2 separate regions of the Mus musculus genome follow, and region 1 is linked to region 2. Evidence: chromatin loops called from intact Hi-C (ENCODE). Cell type or tissue: heart. All regions are shown on one strand. Links, peaks and the distances in the headings refer to the core of each region. The heading gives the core; the rest is flanking DNA.

Region 1 (8,335 bases), core at 47-8,046, 1.0 Mb after region 2:
CTGGATACAAACTCAGTTTCCAAAACTAGCCTTTCCACAATGACATCTGAACACATCTTCTCCAGGATCTTGTTTTAAAAAACAACCTTTAAAAATAAGCCTCTTCATAGTGAGCATAGCAGCACTCATTGTCCAACATCTGCTTCTGTCTTGGGAGTCCTCAGGAGAAGAATGGCTCCATGAGACAGTCATGAGAGAGGAGATTATCCAGGCATGTGTTTCCAAAGGCTTTATTATTATTTGCATGGATCAAAACCAGGACAGGTCTGGGAAAACAGCTCAGTACAGTGTTTGTAAGCACGGTATTAGTTCAATCCCTGAACCCATACGAAAATGTTAGGCACTTGTCACCCAGTAGGGAGGTAAAGGCAGGATCCCTGGGCATCCCTGATTGGCCAGTCTAGCCTAATTTGTGAGTCCCAGCCAGTAAAAGACCATCTCAAAAACTATCCTCTGGCCCCCAAAGGCGTGTGCATTCATGCAATGAGCATGTTCATGACCATGTACACACACATCCAATCCAGGAAAAGCAGGAGCCACACATTTTACTTCTAAAATCCAAAGAATTTTTTCTATTATGAACTAACACAAGTAGGGCTGAGGAGATGGCTCAGCAGTACAGGACACTTGTTGCTCTTCTCGAGGACCCATGCTGCTCCCAGCATCCTCATGGTGGTTCACAACTACCCGTAACTCCATTTGGGGGATATGACACTTTCGTATGACCTCCTTGAACACCAGGCATACATGTAGTGTACAGACATACATGCAGGAAAAACATTCATACACATAAGATGGATCACCGTAGATCATACCACTTCAGAGTCAGGTCCAACACAGGTAGACTAAGTTAAGCATGTGACCACAGAGTATCTAGTGTCAGAATGTTAGGGGAGTACCATGGAGGGCCTGGTTCTCTATTAACATTGAGACTGGGCCTGGCAATGGGACAAGAGATGATGCACATACTAAATATAAATACTTGCTTATTTCTTTATGGTCAGAGTCACTAGAATAGTCAGACACTTATAACAAAGAGTATACCTACTAACTTCTGAGTCTTTAAAACGCCCTCTATCTTTTCAGTATTGACAATTTAAAAATTAACACTATTTGTTTATTTGGTTGTTTTTTGAGACAGGATATTTCTGTGTAATAGCCTTGGCTGTCCTGGTCCTTTGTAGGCCAGGCTGACCTCACACTCAGAGCTCCATCTGCTTCTGCCTCTCAAGTGCACCTCTTAAAGGTGTGTGCCACCATGCCCTGGTCACATGAACTACTTTTAGAATTGAAAAACTGTATCTGCATTTTGAAGGACAGGGAGAGAGAGATTTGCTCTTGCTATGTGTGGTTTGCCTCAAACTTATCTATCCTGTTGCTTCAACCTTCCGAATGCAGGGATTGTGGGTCTATACCATGACACTGGTCTCTATCACTCTTTCTGATGTATTTCACTATGCAGCACTGACTAGCCTGGAACTCAGTATGAAAACCAGGTTGACCTTGAATTCACAGATATCTGCCTGTCTCTACCTCTTGAATGCTGGGATTAAAGGCCAGAACCACTACACCAGACCACACCAGTCTTATGTTATTTTAATTCTATAACATCTTATTAATATAAACATATATATTAATTCTATATTATACATCATATATTTATATACAATATAAATACTATATTGATACATAATTTATATATAATAAAAATATAACATTGGCCGGGCAGTGGTGGCACATGCCTTTAATCCCAGCATTTGGGAGGCAGAGGCAGGCGGATTTCTGAGTTTGAGGCCAGCCTGGTCTACAGAGTGAGTTCCAAGACAGCCAGGGCTACACAGAAAAACCCTGTTTCAAAAAATCTATCTATCTATCTATCTATCTATCTATCTATCTATCTATCTATCTATCTATCTATCTATCTATCTATATCTCCTTGATTAGTATCATCAGAGCTTCACAAAAGACACCTGGCTAGAGAGAGAGAGCTTCCATTCACACAGATTTTACTGCTTTACTGCCATGGATATGATAAAGGTGAAAATGGAAAAATCTTGCAAATCATGGACTTTTTTAGCTTTTGTGTCTGTGTAAGTGTTTATGTATGTACATGGAAGGATATTTAAATGTTTTTTGTTTCAGAAATAGGCTTGTGTTTATGCTTATGTCAGTGTTACTTAATACATTAACAAACAATATAATCATATATTAATAGAGAAAATTCCTCCATTTATAGTAAAAGCTCAGCAGAATGAGAGTGTTTTGCTATTACAATGTTTTGGGCATCTCAAGGGAAATACAGTGTCATAGGAAGTAGATTTGGATTAATTTAAACTGCATATATTAGGTAGCCAGGAAAAAGTTCAAAAAGGAAACATAATTGATAATGGGGAAAGGAGAAAATGATTTATATATTCAGTTAATACAAACGAGACAAAGATGGTGGTAGAAAATAGACAATAATAAACTGTGCTACAAATATCAGGAAGTGGTGTGAAAAGTGTCAACAAGTAATGTTTGTTTTGATTTAGACACATTTCATGGTAGCTCAGGATGTCCTCAAACTATGGAATTGAGGCTGACCTTGAGCTCTTAGTTTTTCTATCTCCACCTCTGTCTGGAACGCTTCAGTCAGCAGAGGGCATGCATCACTACCATGTACTTGGTGCTAGGTACCACAAAAGCTCAAGCTTTCATGTTTATTTCTTAGTCCACTTGTTGGGCTTGGTAGTTAACGACTACAAGAGGTGAGGGGAATGTTGACTCCACCCATCTCAGGGCTAACCTCTTCTCTGGTTAGATACTAAAGTGTTACTCTAGGCTTAGGTTCTGGACACTGGAATTGGCTCATCTTTTTGTAATAACTGAAACAGGGTTCAAAGTACAGAACCTTACATCTCTATCAGAAGATTCTTAGTTCAAATGAGACATCTATGAAAAAAAATGGCAAGCACAAAACAAGAGAAAGATGATCATGAGTTGTATCAAGATGAGATGAACATGCCTTTGCTGTAGGATTACATACCACTCTTCTTCAGTATTTTGAAGTGGTCTAGGTCTGTAGGGAAGTTTGTTCTCATTTTTTCATCTGTCAGTGAAGCATTTGGGTTTTTTACCCTGGGGTCTTTAGTGATCATTCCCAGACAATTTAGATAATAATGGATAGCTTGTCCTTGTGAGAATGTTACTGACTTTCTACTTGCATTTTTCCTTTACCCAGAGTTTTTACTTTGTAGTTAGATGGCTAGAGTGTGTCAGACTCTTCTCCCAGTGACAGAGCACTTGCATTGATAGGCCAAACCCTAATGAATCTTTATTCTTGAAAAACTTGGGATGGGTCCATTAAACAAAAAAAGTTAGCATGCAGTAGCTGTGTTCCATTGGCATTATCAACATATTTAATAGGAAACACGGGCCTGTATGCTGCCACTGAGCCCCAGAATGAACACAACTGCTTTAATTGTTTCGTTAGATTCTGTTGTTGGCAGTTGAAACTATCCTGACATTCTGTCAAATCCCACTACTCTTCACCTCAAATGTTTTAATAACCATGCAGCCAATCCCTGAGTAACCTGACATTAGCATAACAGATTATGTTGGCACTGGGTGGGGTGGCCTCATCTCTAATCCCAGCACTTGGGTGGCAGAAGCAAATGGATGTGTTCGATGTTGGAGGCCAGGCTGGTCTACAGAGCAAGTTCTGAGCAGCCAAGGGCATAGAGTAAGACTCCATCTCTAACGAAAGAGACAAGAGACCTGGGGTTTATTTGGAATTTTCAAGGTACTAATCTTGTTTGTTGACCCCCAAACTCTTTCTCATAATCTGGCGAATCTTTTCACTTAACATCTTATAATAGTTTAAATTGCCCTCTGTATTATCAAAGAGAGGCACTATGGGCTCTTTGCAGCTGAGGAAAGCAAAGTTAAAAGGTGTCCAGATGTGGGTTTGGATCTAGCTACTAAGGGGTACTGAGGCAAGACCTTAATTGCAGGTCTACTGGGGCTATACAGTGATTTCAGAGTTAGCTTGGGTCAACCTCATTTCAAAATAAAGTTTAAAACAAGGATAGGGGTCTGAGCTCAGTGGTAGAAAGTCTACTATGCGTGAAACCGTAGTTTCACCCTCAGTACCAAAGGGGGGAAAATTGGCACGATCATCTAATTAGTGACAGTTCTAGAAAGAGCTCGACTTTATGATTTTGAATCTTCAATTCGCTGCTCAATGTTGGTTACAAGAACATTTGCCACTAGGGCAGGTCCAGACATCCTGCGAAGGAAATCCGCGGTCTATTCCCGCTCGATGTCCGCTATGGGCCCCAATCATTTGGTTGGACTACACCTGTCGGGTACAATGGTTCATGTCCCTAGAATACTTCGGGAACGGACACGAGCAACAAGGCTAACCTGACCTGAATTTGTGATTGCACAAAGATAACCTCTTACACACCGTAGCCCCACAATCCATCTGAGACTGGGCTTGGGCCCAAGCTAAGCCTGGATCTCGGGGCCTCTCATTCACCTCACCCCCTCCTACCGAAAGCTCCGGCCCCCCCAGCGTCTGTGTGTTCCCGCCATCCGTGATCGACTCCAGAGTGGTCCGGTCTCTGCTTTCGGAATCACCGTGTCCCTCAGGGACCATTCTACTGCTCCGACTGAACATATCAACAGGCGGGGCACTCACCACCGAGACCCAGCCAGAGGAACCGGAAACGGCTGCTTGTAGAAGCTCAGGAATAGCCTCTCAGTTGCCAGGTGCGATTCAGGTCCTCGGGAAGCTGCTCAATTGGTCCATTAAGGAGGGACCGCCGCCTCGGGAGTACGCTGGCCAATCAGGATGCAGGATGGATGGGGGGGGTCGCTTCCGGCGGTTTCCCTGCAGCTACTGCGTGGGGAGCATGGGAGCGTGGGAGTGTTGTGGTGGCCTCCGCCTCCTTTGTCGCGTCTCGGCTGGGCGTGGCTTCACGCTGCTTCTGCCGGGTTGGGCGAGGTTGTCGGTACTCCGGGGCTGGTGAGTGTGGCTGTTTCAGAGCTGTTTTGGAGAAAGAAGCCGTCAGCTCAGATTCTCAAAGGAGCTTGAGGGCGAAGTGGAAAGGCCTGGCAGCGGAGTTGGAGACTCTCCACTCGAAGTGTTGTCCAAACGTGGGGACTTAAGGAGCCCTTCCTTTCCCCAGATGGCGTCCACGCTCCCCACATCGGATGAGCAGGTGAATTGTGTCGCTATTTTCCTACAGGTGTCCTGACCTGGCGGCAGTTAGACGCGCAGGTCCTGAGGCGCCTCCTCAGATAGCCCTTTGACCAAGCTGTCTTACGTTTCTTGGCTTACCGACTTCCTCATTTCAGAATCATCAGGTGGAGGAGAGCCCTAGCAGGGGTCTATAACAATTTCTCAAAGTTATCTTGCTGAAATGCGTCTCCAAATGGCAGATTCCTGGGCTTCACACCTGTTGAATAATGATAATTAAAACCCAGGTGAATTTTACACCAAAAGCTCTATGGGTTTACAGGAACAGTAAACTTAGGAGAGAACTAGAGCTTTAGGTGGTGGTGGTCGTGATGTGTGTGTGTGTGTGTGTAGCTGAGCAATCACTGATGAAAAAGAAACACAAACTAGCAAAGAATGATGTTAGGAAACTCCTAAAAACTATTTCTCAGGATTCTTACTGGGCTGGCCAGTGTCGTCCCCCCCCCCTTCCCCTCCCTTCTTAGAGAATCCGAAATAATTTCTCTCCCCAAGAATTGTTCACTTATCTTTTCAGGAAAGACTACGTTCTCACGGTGTACTTCTTGATTCTCACACCACTGTTTGAAAATTTATGTTTATGCTCTCTCCCCCACCCTATTCAAGCCATAGAGTTCCCCCAGGGAGGAATATTTTACACCAAGCCTTTTCGCCTTAGAATGCGGAGGGGTTTAGCTCTTTTCAGCCTTCCAGGACACTCAACTGACCTGCTAGCTTTTTATACTAACAACAGTGCTTCTGTTTCAGAGACCACTGCTATTTGAAGATCTGGATGTGTATTTTTCTCAAGAGGAATGTGTGAGTCTGCACCCTGCTCAGAAGACCCTCAGCAGAGAAGCCCCATTGAAGAGTTTTGAGAATTTGGACTCGATAGGTAAGACAGTTGTTTCTCCTGCATTATGGAACTTTCATCAGTTCTAGGATGAACATTGTATGCCTTGTCCACACTGGTGGTGGATTGAGACCTATCTGTGACACACACACACACACACATATTGTGTATTATGTATACGTATCTATCTATCTATCTATCTATCAAAATCACATGTATATGTGGATTTCTATAGCTATAGCAAGAACTTGTAGGAGAGAACAAGTGTCAGAGTCAGATAATGTTTTCCCTTGTGTGAGCATGAGGGCCAGTGCACATGCATTAGTGTGCAGGCCAGTGGTGATGTCAGGTGACTTTCTCATTTGTTCTCCACTCTACTTACTGAAGTCTAGTTAGCTAGCTTGCCTTGGGATCCCCTGTCTCCATATCCTGAGTGCCAGGATAACAAGGTGGGCCACAACATCTACCTGGCTTTTTCTGGGTGTTGGGGATCCAAATTCCTGTTCTTAGCTTACACTGTAAACATTTTATATGCTGAGCCATCTTCCTAGCCCTGAAATGATTTCTTAAAAGAAATTCAGTCAACAATAGTGACCATGGTTTCATATATGTGCCAGTACCTTGTAATTTCCTTAAATAATTGTTGGAGTCAAATTAATTTTACTCAGAAAACTTCATTAACATAGAGACTTGTCATTTGCTAAAGATTAGAAACAGATTTTCTCTTAAGGGGGTATTTTGCCTTTCTAACGTAAGAGTAACCATATGCAGTATCCCTATGCCTGCATAGACATCTAAACTATTTTTCAAAATTCATGACTTATATTTTCCACTTCTGCCATGTTCATGTTATCCTCTATCTTCTTGAATATATGTGTGTATGTATGTATGTATGTATGTGTGTATGTATGTATGTATGTATATTATATATGTGTGTGTATGTGTATGTATGTGTATATATATGTGTGCGTGTATGTATGTGTGTGTATATTATATGTGTGTGTATGTGTGTGTATGTATGTAAGTGTATGTGTGTATATTATATATGTGTGTGTATGTATGTGTGTGTGTGTATGTGTGTGTGTATATATATGTGTGTGTATGTGTGTGTATATATGTATGTATGTGTGTATGTGTATATATGTGTATATATATGTGTGTGTATGTATGTTTGTGTGTATATTATATATGTGTGTGTGTATGTAGTGTATATATGTGTGTGTGTATGTGTGTGTGTATGTGTATGTATGTATGTGTGTATGTGTGTATATATATGTGTGTGTGTGTATGTTTATACTTAACAACCCAGGGTCCCCTTGGTTCTTTTTTGCCAACTTTCTCAGCATATCCTTTCAGCTCATCTCTGTTTCTTTTTGTCATACGTGAACTCACAGAAACACTTTGTACCAGGAACCCCAAGTGGCCACACTTGGCTGAGATGCTGGTGGATGATTTTAACACTCCTTCCTATCCTTCATTCGAGTCTCTCCAGAATTATTCTTATCTTCAATAGCCAGCCTACAGGAGCCCCTCCCCCGTCCTACTTCTGCTCCCTCAGCACTCTGCCTTCCTGATGCTCACCCTTGTCCACCTGGCTCTTACCTGCTGCCCTCATCAGTCTCAGTGTCACCTACTGACCTGCAGAAGAACTCTCCACCAGGGAACCCACAGTCACTGCACCTGCATAGGCTTCAGCGTAGACAACAGTAACCAAACACATGTTTATGAACATAATATAAATAATAGGACATTTATATATATTTATAAATATATATAATAGCTCTTTTGCTACTTTCTTTGCTGATTTTATTTATTTGGTTTTATGAGGCAGGATCTACGTAGTCTTGGCTATCCTGGAACTCCCTAATGTAGACCAGGCTGGTCTTGAAACCACACAGATCTACCATCTCTGCCTCCCAAGTGCTAGGATTATAAGCATATGGACACACTAATTTTAAATATATGTGTCATTTCTGGGTCTATTTGTATTGATTGGCTTTTCTTCTTTTTTTATTTTTATTTTTTATTTTAATTAGGTATTTTCTTCATTTACATTTCAAATGCTACCCCAAAAGTCCCCCATACCCTCCCCCCCACTCCCCTACCCACCCACTTCCACTTCTTGGCCCTCGAGTTCCCCTGTACTGAGGCGTATAAAGTTTGCAAGACCAATGGGCCTCTCTTTCCACTGATGGCTGACTAGGCCATCTTCTGATACATATGTAGCTAGAGACACGAGGTCTGGTGGGTACTGGTTAGTTCAT
Region 2 (8,335 bases), core at 274-8,273:
ACTTGGCCTATTGCTATCCTCCAAAGTCCGGTGAAGGAAGAGAGAAAATATCAAGAATTGATAGGCTGAAGCCTGGCGTGGTGGCGCACGTCTTTACTCGGGAGGCAGAGGCAGGCGGATTTCTGAGTTCGAGGACAGCCTGGTCTACAAAGTGAGCTCCAGGACAGCCCGGGCTATACAGAGAAACCCTGTCTCGAAAAAACAAAACAAAAAGAATTGATAGGCTGAAAGCTGTGTGAGGAGGTGGCCAAAATGGCTGAATGATGGAATAATATATGTAATTGAATATAATAATATTCAAACCATAAAGGGCTAGTGCCACTCACCAGAGACAAGACTTCCCTCGAGACCATGTTGTTGAGACCTAGTTGGGACCCTCCAGGACACCAGAGGTCCTCCAAAGTTCAACTAAGGAGCAGCAGAGGGCAGCCAAGAAGTTAGATGAGAAGCTACATTTCCTGGCTGGAAACTCTTTCCTCTTACACTGGAAGCAGAGATTCACAGTCTAAGGCATAATCTGTCTGCACCGCCCGCCATCCACCTCCACTGTGCCTCCCACCCAGGCACCCTCCTCCATCCCTGAAGAGTCGAGCTTTTGGCTCTTCTTTGGCTAATGCTACCCTAGAGTAGCTGTGTAAGAGATCTCTGAATTTCTTCAAACTCAAAATAGCACAATGGACCAGTTGAGAACAAAAGCCATAATCTCTTCATAAACATATTTAGAATCATAAGACAGCACACACTAATGACTATTATGAAGATGTGCCTAGACTAATGGAAGCAAGGCCTGATTATGGAGTTGCACAAAGGATGCAATTTCAATACATCTAGCTCACAAGCTGTGCCTGAAGGAGAGACATCTTCTTGAACCCTGCATTTAAGAGAGTCACTGGAAACAACATAGCTTCAGCCTTCCACCATCCTCTCTGTGACCACAGCACACATTGCAACCAACTTAAGCTGCAGAGGAACCATGACTGCCTGGCTCAAGTGTGTCAGCCACCACAAAGCTGCATAGCAACATACTCTTGACAGGCAACTTGTCTGATACATGGGAGAAGTGAATCCACGGACAATTTGGGTCAGAGCTTGCATTTGCAACTGTACCAGGATATCTCAATCAGAATTTCAATTTCACCAAGAATCTGGAAAGCTAAAATGAAATGACCCATATGTCACTAGGAAGAGTTCAGGTGTTTGATGTAGCCTGAGCATATCTATCCTAAAGATCTACATTGGCGAAACACTCCTCGCATCCCCCATAATGCCTGTCTGTAGCTCAGGCTGGTCTCTAACTCATAATTCTAAGTGCTGAGTGTAAGTATGTACAACCACACCCACCTTAGGACCAAACACTTTTCATATGCTGTCATCTTGCCTGAGGGATCTATGCATATTCTCTTACTTAGTACTCTGGTGTTCCATTTTCTTTTTTTTTTTTTTTTTTGGTTTTTCGAGACAGGGTTTCTCTGTGTAGCCCTGGCTGTCCTGGAACTCACTCTGTAGACCAGGCTGGCCTCGAACTCAGAAATCCACCTGCCTCTGCCTCTCAAGTGCTGGGATTAAAGGCGTGTGCCACCACGCCCGGCCATTTTCTATTTTCATCCCCAATTTATACAAGAGGAGACATAAAAGTAAAGTGCCCCTACTCCAGTCACACAGTTGATAGATGGTGTGATAGCTAGTGCTAATTGTCAATCTAATAGGTCCTGCTCTCTTAGGCATGCTTGTGGGGACTGTCTTGTCTTCATTGATGTAGAAAGACACATCTTAACTGTGCTGAGTGGCAGCATTCCTTAAACGGGACCCAGGACAGCATAAAATAGGGATGCCTGGGCCACTGAGAGCACACCAGGTAAAGGTGCTTGCCACTGAACCTGCATCTGATCCCTAGAACCAGATGGTAGAAGGCAATTGACTCCACCCTTACACCATAGCATTCACACACCCACATAAACACACAGTAAATAAATATAAAACAAAATATAAAATAAGTTGGAGCGTTGATCCTATTTTCCTGATTTTGGATGCCATGTGACTAGCTGCTTCAGCTCCCACCACCTTGACTACTCTGCCACAGCAGACGGTACCCTGTAACTGTGAGGTGGGAAAAACTTTTCCTACCTTAAATATGTTGAACTCTTTGATCAATGAGCTAAAGATATCTGAACCTGGTATAGTCTTTAAAAATCAAAAAAGAAAAGTTCTCCCTGTGAAATCCTAACACTCTTATGCATATTTCATGGTATATATGCTACATGAATGTTTTAACACACGCACGCACATGCAAAAGTGCTCTGAATTCAGTCTCCTGCCTTCCCTGATCATACAGAGGGAAAAGTCCTGAGGGCTCTGGTTGTCTCAAGAAAATGGAGAACCTGGGCACAGCAGGTATTTTACCAAGCAGAAGTGTCACTAAACAGTGTTCTTAAAGAGTTTGAATTCAGGAGTTCCAAACCCCTCCAGCAATATCCTTCTGTGTTTGTCCACTATCAACATTTGAATGGATTAATTTTATTCAACAAATATTTATTGTGCAGCTACTATGTGCCAGATGATGAGTAAGGCAACGGAGATCAACTGACAGAAGAGAGGGTGCCTGCAGACCAGCAGCAGCAGCAGCAGCAGCAACACACCTCCATTGACTAGCTCTGTGAATGGGGACATTTCTCATCATACCTGAACCTCAGGTAAGGGAAGGCTGGAAATGCCCTATTCTCTCTCACATTCTCTTCTGGCCCTGTTCCCAGGGCACATCCCAGACTGCTAAAAAATCCAAAGTCCACCCTCCAGCCAAGCAAATAGTGGCTGAAAACAACGTTGTTTTCTTTCCCTGCCACGGCTGGGAAAAACAAGCTAGCTGGAGTAACTCATCACCTGGCAGGGTGACCTTCCCTTCTGTCAGCTTTTTGTTCTGCCAGTGCAAGGCCTGCATGCAGTAGCTCTCTCTGGGCTGAGCAAGCCACTGAGGTGACTAGATAAGGTAGAAGGGTGTGCCTGTCTGTGATCCTACATCCATGAACAAAAGATCCCCCGACCCAATACTCAGCTTCCTTTGCCTGAAAGATATAGCTGGCTCACTGGGTGCCTGGTCTTTTCTTTAGCTCCAAATGTCACAAGTATAAGGAAATCCACCATCAGCTTGCTTACTATAAAAATGGGAATGACACTCCCTACAGTAGCTAACGCAGGACTCGAGAAGAGATGCATGCCAAGTCTTGTACACAGAGTACCAGGCCTTTTGCTAGGTCTGTCATGCTCATCCATCCCACACTGCACAGTGAGGAGAGTTCCCACACAAGAGTGGAACTTCGAAGAAACAACAGTCAAAAATGCCATCCAGGTCTGTCTGGCTACAACCTACCCACCTTCCTTCAGACTTTGTTACAGTCTCCATGGCAACAGTGAAATCAGAGCGGCCTTTTACTGTGATCTCCATGTGTGCTGGTTTTGCCTATAATAATGCACATGCATAGTTGGGCGTGGTGGCACACACCTTTAATCCCAGCACTTGGGAGGCAGAGGCAGGCGGATTTCTGAGTTCAGAGTGAGTTCCAGGACAGCCAGGGCTACACAGAGAAACCCTGTCTCGAAAACAAACAAACAAAAGCACATGCATGATGCTTCCTAGAAATAAAGGCATATTCTCAGCAAAAGCAAAAAAATTGGGGTACTGTTGATATGCAAAGACTACTGCTGAGTGTTTCTCCAAAAGGCAGCAAAGAGGCTGAAATCTTACTTCGTGTGGACAGATGGGCAAAACGTCTAAGAAAGGGAGACACTCACTAGTCCCGCTGCTACCCATAAACTAAACTCGCAGCTATAACTCAGAGCCTTCCAAGCTCCCCGTCCTCGTTTCTTCCTCCTTTTCTTCCTATCTAAGGATCTTTCAGTCCCACCTCCTTCCCATCTTCCTCCAGCCACCCGATCGGAGAGCCCCTAGGAGTGAAGGGCAAGATAGAACTCCATTTCCCTAGGTATCAACTGGGCCCCACACCTTTACGGCCTCAGCGGTCCTAGCGAGAACAAAGGATCAGGTGTATCAAAACGTCTCAAGAGCCCGCAGTTGGCTTCCGAGGCCTGCGCTTACTTCCTCGGGGCAGTGTCGCTATAATGAAGCTTTCGGACCTAACGCCTCCCCTCCCGGCTGGTTCTACAGGGGGCCAGGTCAAAGGTGAGGCCAGTGAGAGCAAAGAACCCGGGCAACGTCTCTCAGCCGAGAAGACAACGCCAGCCCTCTCCTCCCCCCAGCTTCTGGGCGACTCTTCCACGTCCGACCGGCCACTCTACCAACCGCGACGTCAGCCGGAAGTGGCATGTGCGGGGCTGTAAACACCGCCTGCGAAATCACGCACCCAGCTCCCGACCCCGCCCCCACGCCACGTGATGCGCCCGCCCCCGCCGCCGCCTCATTGGGCGGCCAGCTTTGTTTACCTTATATGGCCAGGTCCTAACACCCCGTGACGGCCCATTGGTACAGTCGCGACCTCACTCAGGTGACGTCACTGGGACAGAAAGATGCAAATAAACCGGGGCATTGTGGGAATGGCAGTCGTGGCCGTTTCTGTACGTGCTCCGCGCGGTCCTTTTGCCAGCAGGCTGCTGGAAGTTTTTCTTTTGCGTGGGAAAGTGGGAGTTGAAAGAAAGGGGACGCCAAGGCTCCGGAGCAGGGGCTGTCTTTTTTTTTTTTTTTTTTTTTTTTTTTTTTTTTAAGACGCTCTTCCTGCACGACTGGCCAAGAGTTAGGCAAAGATGCCTTGCGAGCTCTGGAATGCTTCCAGGAGGTGGTGATTTCTAGCAGCGCCTTGAAAGGCAGATGCTCTGCGATACCGAGCGTTTTCTAAGTCTCAGGATTTTAGGAGTGTTTCAGCCTAGGGCAGTGGAGTAGGACCAAAGCTATCAGAGAGTCCCCTAAGAGCGCGCCTATTAATATTGTGATGCTAAGCACAGCAGCACACAGGACCTCCAGGGCCCAGTGATAAGGCAAGCTTGTGCAATGGTCCCTGGTTCGCAACTTCGCCTCTCAGCCTGGGGCACGGGCTGCGCGCCCCACTGAGATCGCTCGGGAGAGGGCGTCCACGCTCCTTCCCGGTCCGTTCGGCGGGGGCGTCGCGGACTACACATCCCAGCATGCTTCGCCGGCCGCGGGGCAGCGAGGCGCGGTGAGTCAGAGCGCACAGTAAATATTTGTATTAGCCGGGGCCGGCTCGCTAATGGTGGACGCGTGAGGCTAGCGCGCAGGGAGGCCGGAGCGGGCTGCACGGCGGCGCCATGTCCGTGAACATGGACGAGCTCAAACACCAGGTCATGATCAACCAGTTCGTGCTGACGGCGGGCTGTGCGGCCGATCAGGCGAAGCAACTGCTACAAGCGGCCCACTGGCAGTTCGAGGTGCGTAGGGGAACCGGGGACGGGCGCGGGCGGTGTGGACACGTGCCGGGGTGCCGGCTGCGGGCATCACCGACCGCCAGGCCAGAGCCCCGGAAACCCCGCTATCAGGACTGGATACCCTCCCCCAACACCCCCCCCCCCCCGGTCCCGGTAACGGCTGAGGAGGAGACAGCCGCCTGGAAGACGCCCAGGGCCGTGCCGGAGGCGGAGTCGCTTGGAGAGAGCGGTCTCAGGGTCGGTGTGCCGGGTGGGCGGTTTGCGGGAGTGCGCACACGTACATGTGGATTTGTATTTACGCACGCACCGCGCTTGGGCGTCAGCAGGGCACATCGAAGGTTGTGGGCATGTGGGCGCGTGTGCGGACTCAAAGCCCGTCTCGAGTGCGTGTCTGATACAGGATACCTTTGTGTCATGTTTGGTGTGTGTGTGCAGCGTGTACATAGGTGGTGGTTTGCTGATGGTAATCGTGCTGGGTATGGTGCGGTGTATGTTCATATACGTCATGGAGTGTATGGGTGGTGTGCTGGATCCTCAGAGTAAATTACGAGAGTCTGTATGTGTGTAGCCCACTCCAAAGGTGTCACCGGGGCGGGATCCTTATGAAGACCTGGGTATCCTCGGGCCTGACAAAGGAACCTGTATCTTGGGATGGTGTACTGTATACGGTTCACTTATTTTAGGGCATTTTAGACAGAAGATGGGAAGGTCAGTCTGGCTCTCATCTACTCCCAGGTTTCTCTTGACCGGTAGGATTATGTGCCCAGTCTTTTGTGTTACTAAGATGCCTCTGTTCCTCTAACTCAAAACCCCACATTCACCACTTGTGGGTATCGAGATGAGACTCTCTGGCTTGTAGCTGTGTGGGTACATGTGTGAGTCACAACCAGAGCCAGTCTAGTATTCTGTGCCCAGTTGGAGACCCCAGAGCTTGGCTTCCCAGTGGGAACCATCCCATTTTCAGTAGGAAAAGCCAGGAAGTGGAGACCAAGGCTTAACTTCCTGGTGCAGGATCAGAACCTCCCCAGGCTGGGAAGACTGTAGCCCTTCCAGCTCTGGATACCAAGCCTTCGATCTGTTTATCTACTCCCTGCTAGACTTCCAGGCCAATGTCCCTATGCAAGAGAGGGAAGGCTTCTTCCTTTAGCCTGGATTTGCTTACCCCTGGAGGTAGCAGTGCTTGTCAGCCTCTGAGGCCTGAACGCTCTGCCTTCTGTCCCCTCCCCCTGCAGCCCCACCCCAGGGAAGTGCCTTACTGCTCAGCTCTGCAACAGTCTTAATCTGCCCTGTTGTCTCTTGGGTTGGATGTGGTAAAACTTGTAAAACCACATTCATGGCAGTTGCTGGAGCCCAGTGGCTCTGCTTGCAGGTCCTTGCCCCAGGCTGGGCAGGCAGGCAGGTGTCTCATGGGAAATGGGCCGTGTGGAAGACTCGGCCCCTCTCTCAGTGTGGCGCAGGCTGGAGGGGGATGGACTGAGATATATGGCTACCAAGATTAGGGAAAACTGTCTTCAGGAGGAGCAGGGACTTCCTGCAGCCTGGAAACAGGCTGACTGACATGGGTAAGTTCTCTGTGCTCTGGGCTTGCAGAGTCTCCCTGTCACCGGGTACAAAGTGAAGAATAAGCTGTGAGCTCCCCTTGACCTGAGGCATCTGCCTAGGTGTGAGGGGTTCCTCATGGTTAGCCCTCCCCCACCCTCCTGGTTGGTAGCATACTCCAGGCAGTGTTTCTGGGTCACATTCTCAGATTCAGGTGCTAATGGGGGCAGAGGCGGGGAGGGGGGGGGGACACACACACACACACACCTCTGTGTAGTTGGCCAGATTCTTCTCTATACTGCCCTTTGGAGGACAGTACGGGTGTGTCATGTTGGGGTCCTGGGCTAGAGGAGCAGCTGCCCCTGCTAGGAGGCCTTGAGTGACCCCAGATTCATCCCCACTCCACTGCTTGGGAACACTGGTGTTGGGCACCACCAGCAGGGCATTCCCAGAATAATTCATTGGAATATACTGGAAAAATAAAAGAGCAAGCCTGGTCTCAGCCTGGGTTTCTGTGTGAAATCAGAGGCAAGGGGCTCCCAGTCCTGCTGGCTGGCCTGGCCTCCTGCTGTTCTGGGTTGGAGTGAGGAGTGGTACTGCCTAGGCTGAAGCTTAGCAGGCTCCAGGGGACCCCTCACCCACTTGATAACCGTGCTCACCCAGCACTTTCACAACAGCATCCAGTTTCCTCTTTTCCTGAATCAGGCCAAGGCAGGATACGGTCAGTACAGACGCTATCCTTTGGGTTCCCTGAGGCCACCCTGGGGCTCCCTTCCCCAGTGACACAGGCTTTTACACCAAGTCCTCTTTTTTTTTTTTTTGGTTTTTCGAGACAGGGTTTCTCTACAGCTCTGGCTGTCCTGAAACTCACTTTGTAGACCAGGCTGGCCTCCAACTCAGAAATCCACTTGCCTCTGCCTCCTGAGTGCTGGGATTAAAGGTGTGCGCCACCACGCCCAGCTACACCAAGTCCTCTTTCACCACACTTTTTGGCCAGTCCTGAGTGTTAGCCTAGAGTCCCAGTTCAGGGTTCTGTTCCTATTCCCACCTCGTGCTAGCCCAGGGTCTTAAGCCACTTCATCCTCAGTTTTCCTGTCTGTAAAATGGAGGACACCAATTCTAGCTTTGATGGTATGCCCCTATTTTGCCCTATTTCTGCTTGAAGAGGCTGTAGCTCAGAACAACAGGTGGCTAAGGAGCTGTCCCAAAAGCTGTCATGGAAGCAGTCTTCAGTTTCTGGGTCACCCTCTAGCTGTTCGTGTTAGGGACATCCCTCCAGAGATGGAAGTTATGCTAAGAAGTCTCCACCCTCTACACTGAGACTCACTCTTTGAGAGTCCCCCAGTACATATGATACAGAGACTCAGAGAAGGGTGGGGATTCCTCCCAACACACACCCCTCCAGTTG

The links. Hi-C counts contacts between places; a loop is a spot of excess contacts. Peaks named below come from ENCODE experiments on the same cell type or tissue, not always from the same donor. Only the 100,000 strongest peaks of a DNase experiment are listed, where the experiment ranks them.
Region 1: a loop joins it to region 2, with 4 times the contacts of the local background. A loop is called at or near these places in 1 of 42 quality-filtered maps.

What each region holds. Positions count from the first base shown.
Region 1 is chr16:3,868,928-3,877,262 of GRCm38, reverse strand. It overlaps Zfp597 (zinc finger protein 597), which reads left to right and starts at 4,889. Exons shown (of 3, transcript NM_001033159.2): 1 at 4,889-5,204; 2 at 5,987-6,113. The coding sequence starts at 5,172. It also overlaps a transcript of Zfp174 not described here and a transcript of Naa60 not described here. In heart, for the core only: no CTCF peak of the experiment used is centred there; a DNase peak (open chromatin) is centred at 4,822; H3K4me3 peaks cover 2,184 bases; H3K27ac peaks cover 1,443 bases.
Region 2 is chr16:4,876,673-4,885,007 of GRCm38, reverse strand. It overlaps Ubald1 (UBA-like domain containing 1), which reads left to right and starts at 5,157. Exons shown (of 3, transcript NM_145359.2): 1 at 5,157-5,391. The coding sequence starts at 5,272. In heart, for the core only: CTCF peaks have their summits at 5,057 and 7,362; DNase peaks (open chromatin) are centred at 4,417, 5,137, 6,687, 7,647 and 3 weaker places; H3K4me3 peaks cover 4,181 bases; H3K27ac peaks cover 4,962 bases.